3 separate regions of the Homo sapiens genome follow, and all the other regions are linked to region 3. A link is a contact called in ENCODE Hi-C or POLR2A ChIA-PET data. All regions are on one chromosome and are shown on one strand. Each heading gives the region's core, a stretch centred on a gene start or an enhancer-like site at or near the end of the contact. The rest is flanking DNA. Distances are from core to core; before and after follow the strand shown. Region 1 has its middle 55 kb from the start of PTGFRN. Region 2 overlaps CD101-AS1 (CD101 antisense RNA 1). Region 3 overlaps PTGFRN (prostaglandin F2 receptor inhibitor).

Region 1 (3,755 bases), core at 707-3,206, 96 kb after region 3:
TGGCATTAATCAGCTAATGGAACACATGCCCAGGCAGCTATGGGCACTCGTCTTCTGGTGACATTTATGTCTTCAAATGTAGTTTTCTTTTTCTCCTGCACATACTTAGATTGCCTATGATGATGTAAACTGGGAGGAATGATTGGAAGCAGTGGAGACAGTGGGAGAAGTCAGACCAGGTTCAGATAATAAGGAGTGCATTAGTCTGTACAGGGTTTTAAAATAATAATAAAACTGGCCAGGTGTGGTGGCTCATGCCTGTAATCCCAGCACTTTGGGAGGCCAAGGTGGGCAGATCCCCTGAGGTCAGGAGTTTAAGACCAGCCTGCCCAACATGGTGAAACCCTGTCTCTACAAAAAAAAAAAAAAAAAAAAAAATTATCCGGGCATGATGGGGGGTGCCTGTAATCCCAGCTACTGAGGAGGCCGAGGCGGGAGAATTGCTTGAACCTGGGAGGTGGAGGTTGCAGTGAGCCGCGATCGCGCCATTGTACTTCAGCGTGGGCGACAGAGCGAGACTCTGTCTCAAAATAAATAAATAAAATAATAATAATAATAAAACCAACTAAATGCCATCTGGTTTGTATAATCACATGAGCCGTGGCAATTCCGAACAATGTAAGTGACAAAATGCTCCTCCCAGCCAAGGGCTAACTCTTCTACCCTTGGAATGCTGCTTGTTGAAAGAGAACCATCTTAGTAGATTCTGAGCTTTTTTCAGCTTTGAATTCCCAGAATGTGCTATGTGTCGGATATAATAGATGCTCAAGAAACATTAAGTTGAAAATAACAAAATTGAGCTCAGATATATCCTCAGCCCTTTAAAATCTGGGCTGGAGATCCCCAAAAGTCTTTGTCATCTCTCACAAAGTCTGGTGTCATCTCTCACAAGAAAACTTGCAGCCACACAGGCCCCCTCTGTTAAAACACAGGAAAACTGAGGTAGCTGCCCAAGAAATGTAGGCAAAGTTGGAGCTTTGCTGGAATGCTACAGACTTGATTTTTCACTCTGCACTTGCAGTGGTTACCAGGCATGCCACCAAGTGATTTTATTTACACATTTTATTTCCTTTTTTGGAAAACCATTACAAATCCCCTCAGAATTCAGAATATTAAAGCATCTATTAGTTCTAGTTGGGCTTGGGAAGCTGAGTGCTTAGAAAATACTCCTCCTACTGCACAGGCACCCTCCACACTCTCAAATTACCCAAACCAGCTCATAATTGGGACCAGCTGGCAGGAGGAGAGAGGGAGGCCCCTGCGCTGAGCTTGGAATCATGTTACAAATTTCATCCCTAGAAAGAGGCTAGCCTTCACCCATTAAGGGTTAAGATGTGGGAAGTCAAAGGAATAGTGCTTAGGAGCTGGAATTTAAATTGGCTAAATAGAACCTGAAAATGAAGTGTTCACATTAGCAATGGTAGCTCCTTGCTTTGTCTAGAACGAAGTATGTATGGAATAACTGAGTGGACTGCACAGGGCTACAGCATCAGCCGGATTTTGCTTTATTGTTTGTCTTTCCAAAACTGGCATAACTGACCTGCATCCCACTCAATATCTTTCCTTTCCCCAAAATTATTCCACTTAGTTTGGGAGCACAGACTTCCCTATCTGTGCACCAGGAAAGGGCAGGTTTAAAATGAGTAGTGTCTGTGACACCTGGTGCTCTCTCATTGCCAGTATTTCTCGAGATCCACTTTCTCCTGCATTCATGCTAGATCTTCTAGGCACTGAAGCTTGTGCCCCCGCCCTGCTTTGGTCTGAGCCAGAACAACAGCTCTGCTCTTGGAGAGCAACTCATGAGGCCAGCCCTCCCAGCCTTGGCCGTGGGCTTCCCAGCCTGGATAGGGAATCTGGAGGAAATGAAACAAGCCCTCAGAGCCAGTGAACCATTATTCAGGAGAGCCTGGGCGCAGTGGTAGCTGTTAGTGGCTGGTGACCGTGGTGCTGGTGGCACTGTCCCAGACATGTGGTTTTCAGTGGTGTGACCTTGGCTGTCTTTTCTGGTGCCAACACCCTTGGTTTTTGCCTGTTTACTGAGCCAGATTCTCCAGGCTTCCTGTGGATTCTGTGAACTACTTGATTGCTCTGCAATAAATATTTTCTGCTTAACAGAGTCGATTTCTGGTGTCAGAAACCAAGAACTCTGACTGGTACAGCATCTGTCCCTGCAAGATTCAGGAAACCAAGTCCAGTGCTCAAGAGGGAGAAGAGATTAAAGAAAACAGAAGTAGAATATAGAAAGGAAATAAAAAAGCAGAAAAAGGGTGCAGCATTGTGGAAGCGTGGGGAGAAGGAAGGAGTGTGGGGGAAGAAAGTAGAGGAATTGGCAGGTGAGACAGAGCAGCCTGGAAGGGGTCATTCACCTTGTTAATGCTTGTAATAGGAGCCCTGAAGAAAACTGCCAAAGTGGCCTCCCTGAGGTATTTCTGCATTTCTGTTTCTGGTGGACAACGTGGTTTAAATGATTTTATGTGGCTGTTTCAGGAACAACAGATCCTTGATTTGGGCTTGCTTTTGGAAATAAATGAAGGTGTTAGCTTTTACTTTTTGCATTTATCAAATGTGCTGCGTGCTTGGAAGCGCACAGATATACGGACATGCATATGCATAGTGTGATATGATAAATCTATGCACGAGAAATGTGGGTCTTGGGCTAGTTATGTAGGTGGGGGAATTTTATGTAACAAGCCTATTCAATATCTCAAAGGGAAAATGTTACTTACTGTGCCACATTAGCATATCATTTGTTTTATTGGGAAGGCAGAATGAAAAATATTTGACAATTAATAGAAATCATAGGAAAAATTATGATTAAGTGCCATCTGCTGGCTTCTGTAAGTTTTATTTTTACGCAGCCTCAAGCCTGTCCTCATAATTATTGAATGTCTCTCTTTTGCTGAGGATAAAATTGCTTGTTCCATATTTGGCCTATTAATGAGTGCTGCATTTTATGTGTGTGTGTGTGTGTGTGTGTGTATGTACATGTGTGTGAATGGAACTACTTTGGGAGAGCAAATTCACCTTACAGAAATCCATTTTCTTCTAAATTCTGATTTGAGAGAGTAGACTGGGGTTTATTTTAAAATTCTGTTTTCGTAGCAGATTGCAAAAGCTCTGTGTGCTTAGCATGTGTATGGAAGGGGGAAGGTAGGGGGATGGTGCTTTGAAAGTGACTTCTCTCTTTGGTTTCAATCCTCTCCTCTGAGAGTGTATACGGTTTGCATCTCAAAAGCTCTGTCTAGCTTATGGCAGGTGAGGAATTTCCACGTCTCATTTTGATGACATTGCAACAAGGGAGCCTCTGATCACTCAGAAGTTGGTGGGGGTGGGGAAAAAGAAAAAACAGGTTCCATGTGGACATGTTTGACCCCTTCCTCTGCGTCTAGCTCTGGAGCTCAGACTGGAACTGCTCAGCAGGAAACAGGTCTTGCTGCTAGTAAATTACCATGACTGTGTTTACATGGTGAGTCAACAGGCATAGGTCAGCTCTCCTTCTCTCCAAGCAGTCCCTTGAGCTGATGATTTATCTGGGTAAATCACATTCCAAATCAATTTTATTTTTGGCTGTGATTAATGAAATTGGTTTTCAATAGTTCCCAGATAATGATAATAGTTACCATTTAGTAAGTGCCTGTGACATACTAGAAACTATGATAGACTATTTCAAAATTTTTTCTTAGCACTGATTTATTTATGTGTGAAATCTCTCTTTGAATTTCAACATCTAGTGTTAAGTAAGTGTCCCTTTTATT
Region 2 (3,847 bases), core at 557-3,056, 100 kb before region 3:
AGACATAAAAAGACATAGTAATCATTTGTATAATGTTAAGTAACAAACATTATACAATGTACTATGTACTATGAGTATAGTCATGTCAATTTGTTTTTTTTTTTTTTTTTGGAGACAGGGTCTCACTCAGCCCCTCAGGCTGGAAGTGGTGCAGTCTCAGCTCACTGCAGCCTTGTTCTCCCAGGCTCCAGTGATCTTCCCATTCCAGCCTCCCGAGTAACTGGGACTACCAGAGCACACCACCACAGCTGGCTAATTTTTGTATTTTTTGTAGAGACAGGGTTTCACCATGTTGCCCAGGCTGGTCTCAAACTCCTGAGCTCAAGCAGTCTGCCGCGTTGGCCTCCCAAAGGGCTGGGATCATGTGTACACCATCACACCTGGCATCAAAACTATTAACTTTCAAGACTATATGCTGTATGATTCCATTTATATACCTCTGGGAGGTTGGGTTGGGAGATTGGTGCAGTTTTTATTTTCTACAACTAGCATGTATTGCTCTGTTACGATTTTTAAAATCCAATAAAGATATTGAAAGCAGTCACATAGAAAACAATAACAAAGAGGATGTACCAAAATAATAATAACAATGCTTATTTAAGATGGTAGGATTATTGGTGTTTTTTTCTTTTTTTCTCCCATTGTTTTATATGGCATATAATGTTATTATACTGTCAGCAGTAGAGCAGTCATAGGCCCCACGTCTCTGTACCTTCATCAGAACACCTCTTAAACTTGCCTAGTTCTCATCTTAGCTATTCAATCCTAACTTTCCTCTAATTAATCCTTTCTTTCTTATTCATGTCCTCCTACCCATTTTTTTGGTATCTAATTCAAGTTTTATACCAAGCTGTTTTTTCCCTCTTCCCCCTAACCCTATACCAGTTATTCTGCTTAATTCTAACCTTCTCCTCAACCCTCACTGCTCATTTGTTCCCTAAAACCTTCGCTGCTTTACACATTCAAGATAACCTAGAACCTGAAGACCTCCAGTGGCTATGTACTTGTTTTCTGGTGGCCATCCTGAGTTGTATTTCTTTTTTTTTTCCTTGTTTTTTGAGACAGAGTCTCACTCTGTCGCCCAGGCTGGAGTGCAGTGACATGATCTCGGTTCACTACAATCTTCGCCTCCCGGGCTCAAGCAGTTCTCCTGCCTCAGCCTCCCGAGTAGCTGAGATTACAGGCGCATGCCACTATGCCCAGCTAATTTTTGTATTTTTAGTAGAGACGGGGCTTCAACATGTTAGCTAGGTTGGTCTCGAACTCCTGGCCTCAAGTGATTGCCCACCTTGGCCTCCCAGCGTGTTGGGACTACAGGCGTGAGCCACTGCACCCGGCCTCTTGTTTGTTTTGTTTTCTGTTTTCTTTTTGTTTCTGAGTTGCATTTTTTCTGGAAAGCAACAAATGGCACTAAGGTGGATTCCAGGTTCTCAAGCTGAGCGTAAACAATACTACCCAATGCTCTGAAGACTTTTGCCATGAAGTTTTTAAGCCTCCTTGGATGCTGGGATCTTAGTAGCTGAGAAAACTCTGGCAGAGTTCTTCCTGGTTCTCCCTCCTTTTCCTTTCTGAGTTAACCTGGGAGCCAGAGCAGAGCAGCCTCTGGTTTTTGCTGCTATTTTTTAGTACTAAAATGGCCTTAAAGAACTCATCAACCTTTTAAAACATGAGTCAGGTTCTGTTACTTTGCCTATAACTCTTCAGTGACTTTCTGTTAAACTTAGAGAAAAAGGTTAAGTCATCCTTTTGGTTCCTACGGGCGCTGCACGGTTTGGCCCTTCCTGCTTTCACTCTCACAGACAGCCACGCCACTCCTCACCCATTATATTGCAGCCGCCCTAACCTGTTTTCTGTTCCTCAGTGTGCCAAGCTTTGTATTACCCTAAGGCCTGCATTCATATTGTGCTTTCTGCCTGGAATGCTTTCCTCAGTTCTTTAAAAACTTAGCCCTTCATCCTGTAGGTCTCAGCAAGCACCATCTCAGTGAGACTTGCCCTGACTACTTTATCTACAAAGGTTCTTCCTTGTTCTCTCTCAGTATCCGGTTTGCTTTCCACATAACATTTATTTCAGAGTTGTCTGTTGACTTGTTTATCGTCTGTCTTCTCCATGGACTATATGTGTAATTGCCAAGAAAGCAGGGACTTATTTCTGTTTGGCTCACTAATCACTGTATACACAGCATGTAAACATTCCATAAGTATCTGTTAAATGGAATGGATGAAATCATAGGGTAGAAGGAACCCTAAAGCCACCTAATGCATCCTCCCAAATCCCTTCCACAGCATCCCTAATGGATTCAGCATAGAAACTTCTGGTTATAGCAAGTTCTGTTTGGGTGTGTCGAAATGTTAGTTAATTCTAATGCATATTGAGCAGAAATCTTTCTGTCTGAAACTTCCACTTTCTTGTCATGTGGAATTAAACAAAATACACCTGATCCATTTTTACATCACTTTAAAATATATGAATATGACTATTTCATCCTCTCTGCACTTCACATGCATTCTCTTTGCCCAGAGAAACTTGTCCAACTGCATCAATTACTTTTCTCCCTCCGACACCCCCTCACCAGTATTTTGCTTTTTCTTTTTTGAGACAGAGTCTCACTCTTTTGCCCAGGCTGGAGTGCAGTGGCACGATCTCAGCTCACTGCAACCTCTGCCTCCTGGGTTCAAGCGATTCTCCTGCCTCAGCCTCCCGAGTAGCTGGAATTACAGGCACATGCCACCACACCTGGCTAATTTTTGTATTTTTAGTAGAGATGGGGTTTCGCCAGTATTTTTTGATGAATGTATGCTTAATTTGAGGCATCCCAAAGAAAATTCAATATGAAAAATGCCGTGGGATAATTATCTCCTTTATTTTGGATATGACCATTTTATATATGAAATGGAAAACTCTAAATCTTTTTCTCTGTTTTTTCAATAAGTATGTTATGCTAATAATATATATCAAGTGTGCAATCAACCAAAACACTGTTTTCATTTTTCATGCGTGAGCTCATCTCCCCTATCTGGTGCATCTAATTGCCTAAACTTAACTATGGATTCTATATTTCATGTTAATTTTGATTCATTATTCTAGGTTATCCAGATCTCTTTGAATCTTGTTCCTGTCAACTGACTTATTAGTGCCATCTCCTAATTCTGTGTCAACTTGACAAGCCTGCTGTCTTTCCCTTCATCCAAGTTGCCAATAAAAATGCTCAACAAGGCAGAGTGCTTTAGCAAGACCTGGAGAGATCTCCTACAGGTAAACACGTTGCCATGGTCTTTACACCTTGGGTATGATCATTCACCCAAGCATGGAGTCACATAGTGTCCACGTTGTTCCTCTTGTTCAAAGGCCTTGCTGCAGTTCATGCATGCGGAATCTATAGCTGTCCCATGACTTACCAGCCTAGCAGAAAGCAGCACATCAGAAAAGGAAGTGAGTTTAACTTGGCATGTCATTTTCTTTCTTTCTTTTCTTTTTTTTTTTTGAGACAGAATCTCGCTCTGTCACCCAGGCTGGAGTGCAATGGCACCATCTCGGCTCACTGCAACCTCTGCCTCCTGGGTTCAAGCGATTCTCCCGCCTCAGCCTCCTGAGTAGCTGGGATTACAAGCGTGCGTCACCACTCCCGGTCAATTTTTGTATTTTTAGTAGAGATGGGGTTTCACTGTGTTGGCCAGGCTGGTCTCGAACTCCTGACCTCAGGTGATTCGCCCGCCTCGGCCTCCCAAAGTGCTGGGATTACAGGCGTGAGCCACCGCGCCTAGCATGGCATGGCATTTTCTTGGTGAGCAGCACAGGAAGCAGCCCAGAGGCCTCAGTGGGGTGGCTCTTCAGAACAGAGGCCCTC
Region 3 (4,096 bases), core at 830-3,329:
TCTTTCTTCATCCTCATTTGCTCCTCCCAGAGAAGGAAAAGTGAATTACTAGCTTTGAGAGGGATGAAAAGGGCTGGGTGTGGTCAGCTCAACCCCTTTCTCTAGCTCCTCTTAGGAGCAGCTGCTTTTAGGACACACATGTTCCTAATTCCTCTATGCTGGGCTCCTCCATGCCCTAAGACAAACTCTTAGGTCTTAATTGGTTAAGAACTTGGTGGGGAAGACCCTCAAACACTAACAAATCATCATCGCCACCACCAAGAAAATGCAGTGAGCATTTAAGAGCCAGGCACTGTACTAAGCACTTTATATGCATTATCATATTAAACCAGGAAACCAAAACTTACTTGGAAATGTTCATCGACACACCCGAGGCAACATACCTAGAAGGAGGACTAACACATGTCTCCTGACTCCAACACTTGGCCACGTGCACTTCTGCCTTCCAGAATAATCTTGGACAGACAGCTGATATTAGTTATCCTTAAAAAACCTACAGGTCTAAATCTTATCGCCTATAAATGGCCCAGAACTCTAAAGTTTCTACCAAGTACTTAGCAGATTAACAGCTCTTTTAAATAAAATAATTACCTTCCTTGCTGGCACACTGCTGAAGAGGGGCCAGTCCTTCAGTGGGGAAGAATGCAAATCAGGTTCTTAAGACTGAACAGCAGAACTCAACTCTGCCTCCTCCAGCTCTTATATCCAAAGCCTGTGGAACCCCTTCCAATTAACGCCACAGAAGTCTGGTACTTCGGGCAGAGTTCAACCATGAACTGATTAGTATCCAACTCTTGCCAAAGGCTCATTTAAGACATCTGATAGCAGAAGGAGATGGCTTAATGTGCAGATTAACTAGCCATTCTGCTAGGTTCTCTGTTTTAGACATATACTAAATTGGATCAACACAAAGCATCATTTGTCCCCCATAGTAATTGAGCTTCTTACAGAAACCCTTCACACACTTAAGATTTATGTCCTCAGCTTTTATAGAGGGTGGATATAAGAAACATCCATTTAAACCATCATTTAGGGCCTTTTGTAAAAGAACAGTTGAAAGCCCTGTCTATTATCTTTTCCAATGCCCCAAAATGAAAAAGCACATGATAAATTCAATGCCAAGAGAAAGTTTGTCTTGCTGAAAGAGTTAATGTTTTCCTTCCTCAGAGGAGAACTGTATAATCACATCTTTTTTTTTGTCTCAACTCTTCAGAACTTCAGAGGCAAATTCAGTGCTCAAATATAATAACTAATTCATACCAACCACCTTGCAATATCTATTCTTCTTTTACCCTTTTGATCTTGATTTTATGTCTCCTGCTTTAAACTGTACCTCATTTTGCAAGCCAACTTAAATCTTTTTTTTCTTTCCCTTTAAAGTAGGACATACATTCTAAGTAAAAGAGGTTTTTTCTCAACATCTAAAACATTATCATGATCCTCTCAGTGGCTGCAAGTGCTCTGGACTTGCCAGGCCCATTCATGTCATTGCCCCGTCTTCCTGCTTAGCACAGTGGAACTCTAGAAGACCCCAATCAGCTTCAATCCCCTCACCTAGCTCAGTACACAAGCCCCAAGCAAATGAAGACAAGAACTACCCAGCTCTTAGGACTATGCTCTGGAGTTTCAGGAATGAAGCTGAGTCCCAAGGCCAAAAATATTTTCACATTGAACATTTAATGCATATAAGGTCCTTAGTCCAGTGCCTGGCACACAGTAGATGCTCAATAAATGGTAATTATTCATTTTAATCTGTCAAGTGGCAAAACTGAGTTTTGCATTTTACCTGTGTAGCAAACCAACTCTCTCGAAAACTTTTCTGTGACAACATTCCAGAGTTACATGACCTAAGACCACCTATATCAACAGAGTGCTTGTCAGGTTGTCTGTCTATCTTTTTTGGTCACTTCTCGGTTACCTTATATTGGTCCCAAGTTGTATGTGGTATGGTATCCGTACGCATATACATGCACATTACATATCTAGAGACAACCATGGAGTGTCAGGCCAGGCTCACTGGCTTCTGGACAGAGTCCAGCGGGGAAGTCTTTGAGAAGGGTCTGCTGCTATGCTCATGCCCTACCCGCTCCTGACAAGTGTCCAAGCAGCTGTAATGGTCTGAGTCATAGGCACAGGGAAGGAGGAGAAGTCTTAAGAGGAAGAAAAAAAAAAGAATGCAATTGTTTTTCATACTACTCGCTCTTTCGTTAGGTTTACTCAGGGGCAAATATCTCTGAATATCCTAGGAGTTGAACATTACTGCTTTCTTAGCAATTCTAGCTTTCCTATGCACATATTTTAACAAAATCCATGTGTGGGTACTGGTTTATTTACCCGTTCAGCTAATATTTATTGAGTGCTTATTACATGCAAAGCAGCAGGGAAGGTGCAGGTTCTGTATCTGTTAGCATCAGTCAGGAAAAGCACACTGATGACTTTCACAATGGTAGTAGCACTCCAAAGGAAAACAAATGACGGGATCCTTTGGATAGTAACTGAGCCTTTTCCACAATTTAGTCTCTTTATTTCTTTTCACTCTCTGGAGAACACAGCTACCAACAAATCCCTTCCAGTTAAAGGAGCCCATTCCTCCTAGAGCTCCGCTCCTGTTGTCTGACAGTCCCTGCATCTCCCCCCGGGTATGCCGGGATCAATGCACACGTACTTCAAAGAAGCCTCAAATTGGAGTGCAAGCAGCACTTTCAATTAAAAAAAAAAAAGTCCTCGAGTTGGGATTCAGAAGCTGAAGGGGGAGCGGGTACGGAGAGCCAGTGCTGGGATTTGACAGCACCATACAATACACTAAGGATCAGAGCTGTGAGACAAATTCAGCTCCAGAGATGAAAAATCTTCTTTTGGTGCTGACAACATCTGTTTTATTTTGAAGGTTGCTAAGGAGAGTTCTAGCTGGGCCAACATTGTTCCAGTTCAGTACTTCATAGTGACTCTCTTGCATGGGGTTCAGACGGCAGGAATAAAAAGCTTGCCAGATAAACCCCGCTTCTTTTACTTTTCAGATATCAAAGGATTACTTTGCTAACAGGGCTGATGAACACCCTGCCTCGTCTCCATCGGAATCGGATTGTCCCTTCCGCTTACTCTCATTGCTCTTCTTCTCCCTGCCCCCTCTGTCTCCACTGGCCAACTCCCCATCTTTGCCAAATAAAGGCTTACTGGGGAGGAAAAAAAAAAGGAGAGCGAATATGCCACTAACCCAAGAGAAGATTTCCATGCAGAGATAAGGAATAGATAAGTATGAGTTGGAGGTCATAGCAGAAGAATCAGACAAAGGAGGAAATGGTTTCCTGGCCTTTAAAGATCTGTTTTGCCTGCTAATAATCAGAGCAATGCCAAATGCCTTTATCAGGGCTCAGGCACTCACGGACAGTAGAGAGATCAAAACAGGGGGGAATGTGATGAAAGGCCTGTCCCATCTCTGTAATAATGGAGGTGGGGAGCGAAGCTTTCCACACCCAGCTTGACCCCATCCCTCCTTTGATTACTTGCAATTACAAGACATAACAAAAATTAGGAAAAGTTAGTGTACATTTTGCCCAGAGGGCAAACATTTAGGGAAAAAAGAGGTAGGGGAAAAGGAGCTTAGTATAAAGTAAGAGGACATGCCAAAGATCTCCACATATACGGCAGGTTGTTATAAAATGGGTGGCAAGGTGCTCAACACTTGAGAGCTACTCTGCTCCTCCACTGGGGAAATTACACCTGGGGTGAGAGCGTCCACAAAACAAGCCTATAGAAGCAGGCGGGCCCTTTAGTTGTAAGTGGTATATACAGATATATTGTGGGATTCCAGGGCGTGACGTGAAAAAAAAAATGCTTTCTAATAACTGAAGGAATTATCTTTCTGCATTGGGCTTTGGAAAAGCACCAGCTCCTGCCAGGGAGCACCTAGGAGTCTAAGAGAAACAAAGGAAGAATGGCAGTGTTCTCCCTCCAACAAAGATTCATTTCAAAGAGCCATTCAGCAGTGCCCTGACCCTGCAAATGTCGACAACAAAAGGAAACTATATACTCTCAAATGAGGGTATTGAGACAACTGAGGCCACATTATCTAAACATTTCCCTTGTCTGCCAGATT

Evidence for each region. A loop is a pair of places that touch in the nucleus more often than their neighbours do. ChIA-PET counts read pairs that join two places held with the same protein, here RNA polymerase II (POLR2A). Pooled maps may share reads with other maps.
Region 1: a pooled map shows a loop between it and region 3 (2.1-fold over the local background). The contact joins two enhancer-like sites. A Hi-C loop is called at or near these places in 1 of 168 maps with a recorded cell type or tissue (ovary) and 1 of 50 pooled maps. POLR2A ChIA-PET finds 5 or more read pairs at or near these places in 2 of 52 experiments (HEK293T and MCF 10A).
Region 2: a map of endothelial cell of hepatic sinusoid shows a loop between it and region 3 (8-fold over the local background). The contact joins two enhancer-like sites. A Hi-C loop is called at or near these places in 3 of 168 maps with a recorded cell type or tissue (body of pancreas, endothelial cell of hepatic sinusoid and mammary epithelial cell), 3 of 37 single-sample maps with no recorded cell type and 2 of 50 pooled maps. POLR2A ChIA-PET finds 5 or more read pairs at or near these places in 10 of 52 experiments (CD4-positive, alpha-beta T cell, GM12878, HEK293T and 5 more).

What each region holds. Positions count from the first base shown.
Region 1 is chr1:116,853,537-116,857,291 of GRCh38, reverse strand. No RefSeq gene overlaps it. Among named protein-coding and RNA genes, the nearest start is that of PTGFRN, 55 kb to the left of the region's middle. Within about 2 kb of position 1,956, at least 13 of the 41 ENCODE cell types and tissues checked have a DNase peak (open chromatin) inside an H3K27ac peak, as active enhancers do.
Region 2 is chr1:117,049,575-117,053,421 of GRCh38, reverse strand. It overlaps CD101-AS1 (CD101 antisense RNA 1), which reads left to right. Exons shown (of 4, transcript NR_110786.1): 2 at 3,088-3,255. Among named protein-coding and RNA genes, the nearest start is that of CD101-AS1, 8.0 kb to the left of the region's middle. RefSeq lists an enhancer at 1,348-1,437. Within about 2 kb of position 1,806, at least 15 of the 41 ENCODE cell types and tissues checked have a DNase peak (open chromatin) inside an H3K27ac peak, as active enhancers do.
Region 3 is chr1:116,949,739-116,953,834 of GRCh38, reverse strand. All of the region lies in intron 4 of PTGFRN (prostaglandin F2 receptor inhibitor), which reads right to left. Among named protein-coding and RNA genes, the nearest start is that of PTGFRN, 42 kb to the right of the region's middle. Within about 2 kb of position 2,079, at least 5 of the 41 ENCODE cell types and tissues checked have a DNase peak (open chromatin) inside an H3K27ac peak, as active enhancers do.